2 separate regions of the Homo sapiens genome follow, and region 2 is linked to region 1. A link is a contact called in ENCODE Hi-C or POLR2A ChIA-PET data. All regions are on one chromosome and are shown on one strand. Each heading gives the region's core, a stretch centred on a gene start or an enhancer-like site at or near the end of the contact. The rest is flanking DNA. Distances are from core to core; before and after follow the strand shown. Region 1 overlaps CCDC190 (coiled-coil domain containing 190). Region 2 has its middle 34 kb from the start of RGS4.

The links. Hi-C counts contacts between places; a loop is a spot of excess contacts on that map. ChIA-PET counts read pairs that join two places held with the same protein, here RNA polymerase II (POLR2A). Pooled maps may share reads with other maps.
Region 2: a loop to region 1 is called in a map of PC-9, with 10 times the contacts of the local background. The contact joins two enhancer-like sites. A Hi-C loop is called at or near these places in 2 of 168 maps with a recorded cell type or tissue (Caco-2 and PC-9) and 3 of 50 pooled maps. POLR2A ChIA-PET finds 5 or more read pairs at or near these places in 1 of 52 experiments (activated CD8-positive, alpha-beta memory T cell).

What each region holds. Positions count from the first base shown.
Region 1 is chr1:162,853,014-162,859,764 of GRCh38, reverse strand. It overlaps CCDC190 (coiled-coil domain containing 190), which reads left to right. Exons shown (of 4, transcript NM_001394065.1): 2 at 107-305; 3 at 4,010-4,133; 4 at 4,406-6,751. The coding sequence starts at 119. The coding sequence ends at 5,000. Among named protein-coding and RNA genes, the nearest start is that of CCDC190, 4.8 kb to the left of the region's middle. RefSeq lists an enhancer at 5,192-5,486. Within about 2 kb of position 3,349, at least 4 of the 41 ENCODE cell types and tissues checked have a DNase peak (open chromatin) inside an H3K27ac peak, as active enhancers do; they include PC-9, where a contact is called at or near this core.
Region 2 is chr1:163,032,079-163,038,829 of GRCh38, reverse strand. No RefSeq gene overlaps it. Among named protein-coding and RNA genes, the nearest start is that of RGS4, 34 kb to the left of the region's middle. RefSeq lists an enhancer at 2,274-3,473. Within about 2 kb of position 2,974, at least 6 of the 41 ENCODE cell types and tissues checked have a DNase peak (open chromatin) inside an H3K27ac peak, as active enhancers do; they include PC-9, where a contact is called at or near this core.

The DNA of each region.
Region 1 (6,751 bases), core at 2,100-4,599:
GGTTTCAGAAATACACAGGTTCTACCACTGATCTCTGATTAAAAGCCGGGGTCAGTATCCCAGTCTTCCATTTATCAGGTTATTTGTGATACCTTATTGTCTCTAGACCATAAAGAAGATGGAGAGGCACATGGTCAGGGGACAATTGTATAAGCATTTTGATTTGGAGAGGAAGAATGCCAAGCAGGCTGAAGCCAGACTGGACCAAAGACTGCAGAGACTAAAGGTTATTTGCCTCTACCATGTGAAATTGCTGACCTGGGAGCAGAGGCAGCTCCAAAAAGAACTGCAGAGGTTGCAGCAAGGTAAGACTTTCAGGACTGGTGAGGAGGATGCCCCAGAGGCACAGCAGGGCAGCAGGCCCATCACTCCGCTGAGGCCCTTTCAGAGCTCTGAGTGCCAAGACAGCAAGAGCTTTTGATCACAGCCAGGACTTTAGGCTGCCTAACCTTCCTTGTCCCTCCCCTGTCAATTACATAGCTCCCTGCAGCAGCCTACTCATAAGCCTTCTTGAGCTAACATTTCTCAGGCTTCCAGTCACTGCCATCTTTCAAGTTAGCTCTTTCTTGCTTAAATCCTTCGTTTTCTACTTTTAAATTTTATTTTTCATTTTGCTTTTCTTTCATTATCTGGGCTGATTTGGTTTCACCCCTTTTTAAATATCTGATCTTTCTCTTTTGGATCTAACAACAATTTATTGAGCAGTTACTCATGTGCAAGTCACTGTCCTAGCCCACTTTATGAAAGTTAAAAAAGAAAAAGAAAAGAAAGAAAAAATTTCTCTGGAATTAGTACCTCAGCTTCCTCCAATGTAAAATAAAAGTATTTCCTATGTTATGAAGTTATTTGAGGATTCAGTGAGCACTTGGAATAGTACCAAAACATAAAGTAAGTGCTATATAAGTGCCCACTCTTATCAATTAAAAATTGTTACACAATTGAAACCCTTCTACTGTCTTTGTTGAAAATAGTCACAGTTGTACAGTCTGTAGAAACTAGTTCTCCTTTGTTCATCATTAAAATAATTAGATTTTAATATTACTTAAAAATTCAGCACAGGAAAGAAATATCTCAGCTCTTGAAGACTACATCCTTTCTTACTGAAGGAGAGTGCCAGAACTCAGGAGTCTGAAATGGACAGAACATGTTCAAGAGGAAGGCCAGGTGCTGTAAACGAACATAAAATATTTCAGGTCAACACAGCTTATACATGACATAAAGGCCAAGAGTAACAGCCAAATGTCTAGGCTGGGAATTCTTTCTAACCTCCAGCTTTGGGTTTGAAAGATACTCTGAGTAACTAACTGAAGTCCTCTGCTTTCAATTTCCCTGTCTGCAATAAATGGTTAAACCAACCTAGAATGAGAGCTCACATACTGGAAAAGGGTCTTAGAAGCCATTTAGTTGATTCCCACTCTTATTCAAAAAGGACACTGAAGATCAGATGCCTACTTTTAGGAGGGTGTACAAAAGGCCAGGCCCTAGTAAGTGGCTTTCCTGGCTGAGTAAAGAGTTGGGTTGGAAAGAGTATGAATCAGGAGGCAGAAAACTTTGATTCAGGTGCTTCTGCCTCCATGTCCTTTGGGAAGTCATATTCTCTCTAAGCCTCAGACTTCTTGACAGTAAAATCAGGGATACAGGAAGGAAGCAATATGTATTAAGTCTCAATATTTCTTAGGCACTGTGCTAGGCAATAGTTTTCCATGATTCATTTAAATGGAATTGTTATTGAGATTCAATGATATGCCAGTGAGTGAATTATTTAAGATGCATGTTGCCAGTCCTTTGAGTCAGCAGGTTAGAAATTAGGCTTAAAAATCCACATTTTTAACTGAGATGATACTAAGGTAGATTATTCTGGGACAGCTGTATTTCAGACCAGACTTTGCAAAACAGCTACTCAGGTAGAGTCTGGAATGCAAATATGAAAAAGCATGGTCTCTGCCCTCAAGGTGCCCATATTTAAATTGGACAGTAGTTCCGCTTATAAAAAATGATGATCAAAACTGCTAATTGAGTTCTTCACAAAGTAGGGCAGGAACATAAAAAGGTTCCTGTGTCTATCAAAGGAATTTAGCTAAGATTTCCCAAAAGACACAGTATGTGAGCAGAATCTTAGAGGAGGAGGAAAATGGGGGAAAGGGCGGGAAGTTTGTCAGGAGGACGTATGGAATGGGGCCACTCCCAGCAGAAGGAATAGTATGTATAAAGGCGCATACATGATCACTGCTTGCCTCAAATAGCTCAGTACTGCAGGCATGTGACATGGAAGTGGGGAAGAGGAGGTGTAGGTGCAGTTTTCAGAGACAACACAAAATAGCCAATGTCTCCAATCCAATCCAATCATGAATGGCTTCACAGGTCTTGCAAAAGAGTTGAGAGTTCACCCTGTAGGGTTTGAGACTGGTGAAAATTACATGCTCAAATGTTAAAAAGATAATTCTGGATGCAAAGTTTAAGGTAAAATAGACCTCAGACTATAGTCAGAGTAGACCTGATAGAATTACAAAGTTCAGGCCATGGTTTCAAGGCCTAAACTAGGGCATTGGTCAGGTGAAGAAAATGAGAAGATGAGCATCTCAAGATATTTAGAAAGTAGAATTGTCGGAGCTTTAAGACTAAATATATATCCAAGGGTAAAGAAAACCAGAATCAAAAGTATATTACCTGGCACAAAGTAGGCGCTCAAACGAGCTTGTCAAATCTGGTAACTGGGTGGGCAGAAGTACCATACCTTCACAGAGAGAACATTGGAGAAACATCAAGTTTCAGAGAAAAGATATGTTCATTTTTGAACCTATTGGGCCCATAGGTCTAAATTTCAGAAAACAGATCTTGCTGGGAGAAGTAGCTCAAAATCCCTCAATTTATATGGAATAGGTGAAGTTCTTACATGGAAGAAACCCCCACAAAAGACCCCAAGGAGACAACAAAGGAAGAAAGGCTCACAAAGAACTCTTCCTTGCTCTGATCACTTCACAAAGAAGTGATCATATGAAAGAATATTGGGAGTCAATGTGAATTCTGGGTTCCCTATCTGGTCATATTCCCTCTGCTTAGTGCCTACTAACCGAACTGTAGATTTAAAGAGTTCTCTCCCATTAGAGCAAAACTAGTCCAAGACTTTCAACTCTAAATGACCAATTCATGAGATGTCTTAAAAACTGACTGAGTTCTCCATAGCAGCTATGACTGCAAGATGCTAAAACATCAACTCAACAAGTGAAAAGTCCACTTAGTCACGGCTGGCAGTTGCAAACTCACAGGTGGGTAGGAGGTCACATAATTGTGGTGAAGGAGACAATCCACTCACACCCAGTCATTTTGTTTTTGAAAACATTGTGCTTGCCAAGTAAAATGTTCAAAGGAAACCTCCAGGGGCTTAGCTGGTTTAAACCTCTGATCTTAGTGTTTCTAAATCCTCTTTAACATATACTACGCAAACACTGGAAAACTGCTTTAAATTTTCCATTTCCATCTATCACACCAGATCAACCTAATGTGTAATATACACCAAGGTTTATACACATTGGTTCTCTGAAAGCCCAGTTTGCAGAATTATTTTTCTTCTTCTTATATTAGTTTTCTAGGGCTGCCATAACAAAGAACTATAAACCGGGTGCCTTAAACAACAAAAATTTATTGCCTTACAATTCTAGAGTCTAGAAGTTCAAAATCAATATGTCAAACATGCTGGTTCCTTCTGAAAATTGTGAGGGCAGGCTCTGTTTCAGGCCTCTCTCCTTGGCTTACAGATGGCTGTCTTCTCCCTGTGTCTCTTAGTGCTCTCCCTGTGTGTGTCTGTGTGTTCTAAGTTCCTTTCCTTATAAGGACACCGGTAATATAGGATTAGTACCCACCCTAATGACCTCATTTTAATTTGATTTTCTCTGTAAAGACCTTATCTCCAAATAAGGTCCCACCCTAAGGTACTGGGGGTTAGGACTTGAGCATAAAAAATTTAAGGACACAATCCAACTCATAACACTTCTTAATTAACTCAAAGCAGAAACCATGAAGAAAAAGTTCTCCTCTTATTTGGGGAATGGATTTCAGAAGAGACCAGAAGATGTTCTCGTGTTCTCACCACAGGGAAGGCAGAAGCACAGAGCCCCACAGGCTAAGAAAATGAGGTAAGAAATGGATTACTAAACCCATGGGTATGACATTAAGTCTCTCTTCCCAAATGACCTCTTTAAACTGTTTTCCTGAAGAAATGCTCCGTTCCACTTCTTAAGTGAGACATTTTCCCTGCATTGTTACTACTCAGTTTCACCCTCCACCCCATTCCCACCTATATTACCTTGGCCGATACTGAAGGGGGCCACATCCTAATAAGTTGAAAGGTCTAAAGAAGAGCCTTTTTATTGGTTTTCAGAGATCTTTCTTTTATGTCCTTTCTCAGAGCATTGGCAACCCGTATGGCCCAAGACACATGCAAAAGCAAGTCCCAGGTGCCTCCTTCACATGATGCTGGCCTCAAAGACCCCATGAAGAGCAAAAAGCAGCCACTCTCTCAAAATAACAGAACTGCCTGCTTCATAAAAGAGCAACCACAAGCCCAAGAGAAAGATTCTGTGAATCCATCTAAGGACGTAGACCCCAGCAAGGGCATCTCTGTTCCATGCCAAAATCAAGAGGTTTCCACCAACACCATAGAACAAGGTCCTAGTTCCAGCCCAGCTAGTGATAGTGGAATGGCATGTGCTGATGAGACCAGATCAAAAGATGTTGCTCTAAAGCCAGATGGGAACACTGGAAAACAAATTCCCCCAAAACACATGGAATGTGCAGGAAGCTTCGAAGGCGAGTTCACAAAGCCAACCTTCTTAGAGTTGCTTTCAAAGGCCAGAAATGCCCATTATCTCCGGCACAGGGTCCCCCCTGAGTCTGAGAGGTTGCTTAGCATTGGAGAGATATTTGGGCATGGGGAATCCTCATCATCCAGGGCAGGAAAGGAGTGTGAAAACAGGGTGCCTTCTAAGTTTCTTCCTCTCTAACCGTTTAACATAGCCTGACAATAACATATGCCATTATTGCTAAGGAAATGTGTTCCTCAAATGACTATATTAAGCAATACAGAGAAAAACAAACAAACATAATTGAATTACAATTTTATTTTAAACTCCCTATTATTTTCCGGGAATATAATATTTCTTGAATGAACAATGCTAATATATGAAAAAGGAGAGGAAGAATGAATCTTCTGAAAATATTTTAAGTGATATGTTTATGATGTCATCAAAAATATGAATATATATTGATGACTGGACTTGGGAAAACAGTAACAGTCTTGCTTTCAGGGACTTCCTGTTTCCTCTAGGAGATTCTCATGGTGCCACCTGCTGGCAAAACGGCATAGCTATTCTCTCTGTTTTAGTTTGATATATAGTAGTGGTAGGAATAGGAATGTGATTGTAAATAGGTACTGTAACATGGTCTATAAAGAAAATCTGCTCTTTAACCACACCCACGTGCTCTCTTTGGAAGCCCTTTCCTTCCTTCCTTTATTTACAGATAGCTCCATTTTAGTTTTCACCCTCCCACTTTCAACCTGCTCATATCAAATTTTTTGAATCCTATTGAAAGAATAATGGACAATCTTTTCCCTCTCATATCTTCTAGAATCAAAGGATTTAAAAAACTTTTAATCATCTCCCAACATGCTGTCAAATGCATAGCAGACTCTATCAAAATGATTTCACTGTAAAATGAGAGGTACTAACATTGTTAACAAGCTATTGTTTCAAGTAGGCCTCTATGTCTTGGGCTACACTGTAAAAGAATCGATTAGATTTTGTTTCCCATCCAACAGACCCAAATATCACTCTAAAAATAAGTAGTATCATAAGTCATTAGAAAATAATAGCTTTTTGTTAATGCGTTTTAAACTTACTGTCTACCTAATGAAGTGTAGAATAAAATCATCACCACTTTTTATCTATACTGACTCTATCAGGAAAACCATCTTGCCCCGTGGGTCTCAAAGAAATCATGCCTCTGTGGTGGGTAAATTCAAATCTTCAGCCCAATAACAAACTTTAATTCCAGAAGAATAAACTTGAGGGCCTATTTCATCTCTGGCATCAATAGTTGATGTAACCCAGCCTGGGATATTTTGATGAAACAAGATTATTTAGCTCAGAAATGATAAAGGACCCCAACCTACTAATATTACAAAGGGCCTGAAATGAAGATTAATTCATATTTAATTTATAGTTCATTAAATATAAATTTGAAGTATATTTAATTTGAAAACATTTCATTTAATTCAGATTTAGAATTCCTTGTGTTTAAAAATAGTAATTCCTAATAGCTCCTATTTTTCAGTACCTCCCCCTATCCTGACACATTCCACACAGCATGCCAACTGATCCTCAAAACAATGCTGCAAAAGTTTTCTTTGCAAAATAGTTTTCTTTATCCCCATTTTACAGATAAGGAAATAGAGGGAAGAGTGGTGGTAACTTGCTAATAGATGGCAGACTAGCATTTGATCTCTCTTCTACTCAATTTCCTTGCTCATGCTCTTTCATTACACCACACTACCACCTATCTGAAGACAAAAACTTAGATCAAACATTTGAGAGTCAGTTTCATCAGCCCAGCCTCTGGCCTTCAATGGGGAGACAATACTTTATAGTGAAAGGAACACAAGAAATCTGCTTCCTCCAACACTTTCTTCCATGAAGCAAAGCAACAGAGGAAGGCAGGCCATAAGTGACAGAACTGATTGATTCACAAAAACTTA
Region 2 (6,751 bases), core at 1,725-4,224, 180 kb before region 1:
CTCATATTATATCTCCCTAAGAGTTTTACCACATAGAATAGTATTGTGAAAAGTCTGCTTAAAGAAAAGTAAGGAGGACTGTTTAAATTTATTTGGTCAAGTCTTTTATACCCTTTTGGCCTAAAGGTTTTTTTTTAATTTTTTTTGTTGTTGTTGTTTTTAATGTTTTTCTTCCTTACTTTGTATCTTTTAACATACTAGGGAATGTCAGTACTGTGGAAAATACTTTGGGAAATGGACAGGAAAAAAATAAACATCTATTGCTAATGGTTCTATGGCACCTCCCATTCATACATCAAAACCCAATAGTAATGATAGGATCAAATGTGATTTCGTGGAAGTTGACAGGTGATTTGTCTAGGTTCCTTCTGGGTGGTATTTTTAAATCATCTCACTAAGTAATTTATATAAACCTAGACTTATTTCTGTTTGCAAGGACCTTGCAAAATGGTAGTAAAGTATTACTTTCTTTATTTTACAGAAAGGAAAAAGAAGATCTGATAGGGTTAAGTGACTTCTCCAGGGCTCCACAGTGGCAAGTGGCAAAGGCGGGGTTAGGAGACCAGACTTCTGACTTTACGGGGCTATGCCTGTGTTTCATGCTGCTTCCCCCTAGTCTGATATTGTAAAGGAGTCACCAAATCTATGTCTCCAGCTGAGATGAGAAGAAATTGGATTTCCTGAGAATCATGATAGCTGCCTCTTACTAAACCCTGGCTATGCTCAGGCACCATTCCAAGAACTTTAAGTATATGATCTCTAACAATAACAACCTGGCAATGTAAGTATTGTTATTCTCTTCTTACATATGTGACAATGACAATTCAGAGTTGTTAGGTAACTATTCCAATTATAAACTTCAATAAATGTCAATATGTGTGTGTGTGTACACATATATGTATACACATACATATATACACATATATGCACACACATACATATATACATATATGCACACACATACATATATACATATATGCACACACATACATATATACACATATATGTGCACACACATACATATATACACATATATGTGTACACACATACATATATACACATATATGTGTACACACATGCATATATACACACATATATGTGTACACACATGCATATATACACACATATATGTGTACACACATGCATATATACACACATATATGTGTACACACATGCATATATACACACATATATGTGTACACACATGCACATATATACACATATATGTGTACACACATGCCCATATATACACATATATGTGTACACACATGCATATATATACACATATATGTGTACACACATGCATATATATACACATATATGTGTGCACACATGCATATATATACACATATATGTGTGCACACATACATATATTTATATATTCCTGCCTATGTTCATGTAAAATTGTGACAAGATTCCACCAAATTGCCCTTCAAAAAGGATTGCACAAAATCGATTGTGACTTTTCCCCACACCCTGGTAATATTGTTTATTATATACTTTATTTTTTTTCCAATTTGATGGGTAAAAATGACATCCCATCAAGGGTTCTTTAGTTTATATTTCATGAATCATGAGGTTTAGTAACTTTTTAATACATATGCTGGACACTTAGAGTCTTTTCTTTTTAACTAATATATGCTTTCCTTTGGGGTTCTTTTTCTTTGGCTATTTGTTGAAGACAACTTGACTCTATCAAGTATTTGGCAAATATTTTTGTGAATTTAAAACAAACTGAAAACAATCTAGGTTTCTATCAATGGAAAATGAATTTATAATTTATGGTGTATCCATACAATGAGATACTGCTATGGTTGAATGTGTCCCCCAAAGGTCATGTGTTGGAAACTTAATCTCCAAGACAACAGCCTTGAGAGGCAGGATTTTTAAGACATGACTAGGGATGAGGGCTCTGCCCTCATAGGTAGGTTAATGTCACTGTGGTGGAAGTGGGTGAGTTATCACAGGAGTGGATTTCTGATAAAAGAATGAGTTCAGCCTCTTTCCCCTCTTTCTTGTGTGCACTCCCTTACTCCTCTGCCACCCACCACGGGATGACAAAGCAAGAAAACTCTTTCTGGATGTGGGCTCCTTAACCTTTGACTTTCCAGTTTCAAGCACTGTAAGAAATAAATATATGTTCTTTATAAGTTACCCAGTCTGTGATATTCTAGTTCACAACTGTTACAGAAGTTATTGAAAAAGGCAATGGACTGATTTGGAAAGATGCTCAAAATATATTGTTAAGTGAACTAGAAAATGGCAGGATTATATATATAGTAGACTCCCCACTAAAGCACTTATGCATATACTTATATACACTTGTGAATTTATGGACAATAGTAAGATGTGGGTGTGGATGTTTCTAGTAGATAGAAATGGCCTTGAGGGCAAGGTTAACTTTTACTTTTTATTTTTTGCTTTTTACTTTTATTTTTGTATAGTAGCATGTATTACTTTTATAATAAAAATAATTAATAGTAACTTTGTAACATTGGCTTTGAAAAGTAATTTGCTTTTTAGGAGACACAGTAACAGGTGAGTCAGGTTCTGTCTTCTATACCATGCTGCCTCTGGGCAGAAACAAGGCTTTTCTGCAGCACATTGATGTTCCCAAGGCAGGCTTTAATGGCCCCCCTGCTTTCCATCAAACAAAGGGAAACCTCTGTGAGAGGTGGCAGAGAGCCATGGAAGGAAGGGCAGGAGGCTGAGAAAGTATCTGAGGATGAAGCATCACCAACCATGAGGCTGCACATTGCTTTCTCTTACTAATGATGATAATATCAGCTCTCATTGTCTGACAAAACTGAGGCTTTTCAGAAGCTGCATTTCCCACACTGAGGTCAAGATACTTCTATTGCCAAGGAAGGGTAAATGGATAGGAGGAGGCAAATTCTCCAGGGATGAGGATAGTGCCGGAAGTGGAGGTAAGTGAATTATGGGCTGATGATTCAGCAGCAAATCACCCATGGAAATGTCCCACCCACCTCCGGAGGCTGATTATTTTTCAAGGAACTTTGAGGGTCAAGACAACCACCTATGTTCCCAGGAGGTGGTAGAAAAATGTGCGTCTCAAACTTTTTACTTCCTAAGAATTCCTAACATTAGATGTGCCTCCCTACAAATTGAACTTGGTGTCTCATGTTTTCTTTAAATCCACATGATTTTTAAATCCTATTCTATGACTCATCTGTGTTGGTTATAGTAGAAAAATAATTTGTGTTCCCTGTATTTTCAATGATATCTGTTGAGTAGGAAAATAAGCTGTGTGTATTCCCTAAGGCATATTCAATTATTATTGGGTAGAAAGGAGGTTTTGAATTAGGCATACCTGGCTTTGATCTGCTTGTCACATATTTTTGCTCATGTTATTTAATACCTGAACTGCAACTTTCCTAACATCTATAAAGGAAAATAGTAATTTCATCTCTCTAGAATCTTATGAGAGCTAAATAGAAAAAAATATATCTCAGTACCTTTCACATAATGGGTATTAATTTAAGTGTTAAATTTTTCACTTTAAAATTGTTTTAAAATCTGAAAAAAACACCAATATTTATGAGTTCTACATTACTTAGAATTAGTTCCAGCAGTGTACTTAATAAAATAACAGTGGCTTAAACAGGATGGATTTTAATTTTTCTCTCATGTAAGAGAAATTTGAAGGATTATAGTCCAGAGCTGGTTTCAAAAGAAGAGACTCAAAATTCCTTCTGTATTTCTGATCCGCCATTTTTAGCACATTGCTTTCATGCTCAAGAGTGCCTAATGGTCCATGATGGTAGCTTCAGCTACAGCCGTCATATGCAAATTCCAGGCAGAATAAAGAAAGGTAGAAGGAAAGGGCAACACCCAATTACCCTGATTTGATCATTACCCATTATATGCTCACATCAAAACATCACATGTACCCCACAAATATGCACAACTAGTATATATCTATAATAATTAAAAATAAAAAACTTTAAACAAAGACTGAGAAATATTTTAATTAGGTACAATGCTTCCCCAAATATAGATGATATTCTGTTAGTAAGGATGAAGGAGAGAACTGATATTAAGCAAGCAATCAGTAGTCTCTGCCACAACTAGCTATTATGACACGCTAATAGCTAACGTTTATTGAGTGGTTACTATTAACATAAGCATTTGGGGCTCATGATGTAGGTACTCTCTTCTTCCTTTTAGAGATGATATAACAGAGGCTTAAAGAGGGTAAGTTAATAAGCAGCAAAGCTAGGATTTGCACCAAGGCAGGGTGTCAGGAGAGCCAACTTTCTTAAGTGAGCTGCTGTCCAGTGCTATGGCTGGGGATTCTCACATATAGTTTTAATAGATTTTCCAAATACCAATAGGAAAGTTGAAATTCTAAAGCATAAAATGGTCAGTTATTTGATGGAATTGCTGATGCCAATCAGTCGTGTGTTTGAAGATACTGGTTTTGCTAAAGTGATTGGATCTCTGGCTGGCACTTCATTCTATAACTATGACTAAAGCATAGTCAAATATAGTCTCCAGTCTTGGTATTTTGATCTTAAGGAAGAAACTTTCTCTGGCTTGAAGGCAAGTTATGTATATTCATTCAGTCTTGCATTCATTCTTTCATTGTACCATAAAGAATTTTTGAATTGATTCTATCTAAGAACCTAGGAATACAAAGATTATAAGGCAGCATCCCTATCCTTAAAGCTCATAGATAGAGCAGTTGCCTTTAAGTAATTCAATCACAACCCAAAGGAAGAAGGTGAATATAGTTAATAATTAATAATGTGTTGAATATTTTGAAACAGCTGAAAGGGAGAATTTTAAATGTTCTCACCACAAAAAATGATAAATATTTGAGATGATGCATATGCTAATTACCCTGATTTGATTATTCCACAATGTACACATGTATTGTAATATCACCTTGTACCCCATAAATATATACAATTATTATTTGTCAATTAAAAATAAAACTCAAAAAATACATTTTGTATTGCAGCCCCATACACTTCCTACTCACACAACACACTCAAAATTTTATGAAACATTTATTCTTACTCTATGAAATGTACTCTGATATTTTCTATGTATTCTATTCTGTTCTTCCTTTTAATGTGGAATGCCATAACTAAAATTAATTCAAGGTACTGATGAGTTGTGACCTATAATTTTAAGAACACACATCTATGGAAAAAGAAAGGCAATTAAACTAATAAGTTCAATATAATATGGAAATACTCTAAGAGCTGTATGAACAATGAGGCCTTGAACTGCAAAGAAAAAGACTAACTCTTCCTGGGGGATGTTGGGGTGCATTCTGAATTGAGTCTTAAGGGATAAAGGGGAAATTGTCATGTGGAAAATGGGAGGAAGGACATTCCAAGCAAAGGAAACAGCATGTGATTTGTGTGTAGGTGTGAGAGAGAATGGTAGAAAGCCAAGCAAGTGAGTCCAAGTATTGCAGGAAGGCTGGGAGAATGCTGGTTTGGACTTACAGGAAAAGTACAACTGTGCTGCGAAATGGCCTTAAGTAGACTGAGTACTTCTCAGAGTTCAGAAGTAGTTGATTCACACTCATCAGATCAGTTTCTATGTCTAGCAACAATGTGCACTGAAGACCTGACCAGTTCCAGTCAGCATTTATGTTCTGTGCTAAGGTCACAGAGGAGAGAAAGACTTGACCTTGACCTTGAGAGATTTGGTTTAAAGAAGCAGCTAGATGTACAAATAATTTTGATACCCCATGATTAGTTCTATCACAAGTTATGTACACAGAGAAGTGGGTGCACAAAGGAAAAATATATGAGTCCTGCTTGTGAGAATTGTGAATACTTTCACAGGGCTAAGTGTGGAAACAAGTAGTGGGAGTTTCAGCTTATTTTAAGAGTCAGTGCCTGTGAGATGGACAGTCTCATACACTGCTAGTGGGAGTCTAAATTAATATAACACTTATGGGAAGGAACTTGGCAATATGTTTCCATAGACATAAAAATATTCATAGCTGGCCGGGCTCGGTGGCTCATGCCTGAAATCCCAGCACTTTGGGAGGCCAAGGTGGGTGGATCATCTGAGGTCAGGAGTTCAAGACCAGCCTGGCCGACATGGTGAAATCCCATCTCTACTAAAAAAAAAAAAAATACATACAAAAATAATTAGCTGGGCATGGTGGCAGGCACCTGTAATCCCAGCCAGTCGGGAGGCTGAGGCAGGAGAATCACTTGAACCCGGGAGGCAGAGGTTGCAGTGAGTCAAGATCACGCCATTGCACTCCAGCCTGGGCAACAAGAGTGAAACACCATTTCAAAAAAAAAAAAAAATCATAGCCTTTTGCCAAACAATTGTATTTATAAAAGGCTATCTCAAATGTAATTTAAAGAGAGACCCAGTCCTCATGGGCCCTCTTCATTTCACCATGGTGTCGCATTCAAAGACATATAATCTAGCAAACAAATGTATTTGAAATTAGTGCCAGTTTTAACTACACCACTGGAAGAACACTAAAGAAGCTCCAGCATAGCTTCAGCTAGATCTGCTATCACACATTGGAACAGAAGGGGTGTACCATGTCTGTGTGTGCATCCCAGAAGAGGCCTAAGCTCCTTGCCAGTGTTAAAGGCATGAAGAGGGGGAGGCGTGAAAAGAGGGGAGAGAATAAAGTTATCCAGAAATTAAGCTAGCTTGGTATCTGTAACAGCAGAGAGCCAGAGCTGGCCATGAGAATGTGATCTCCATAGAAATTTGTCCAACACTATAGAGAAACAGCTTG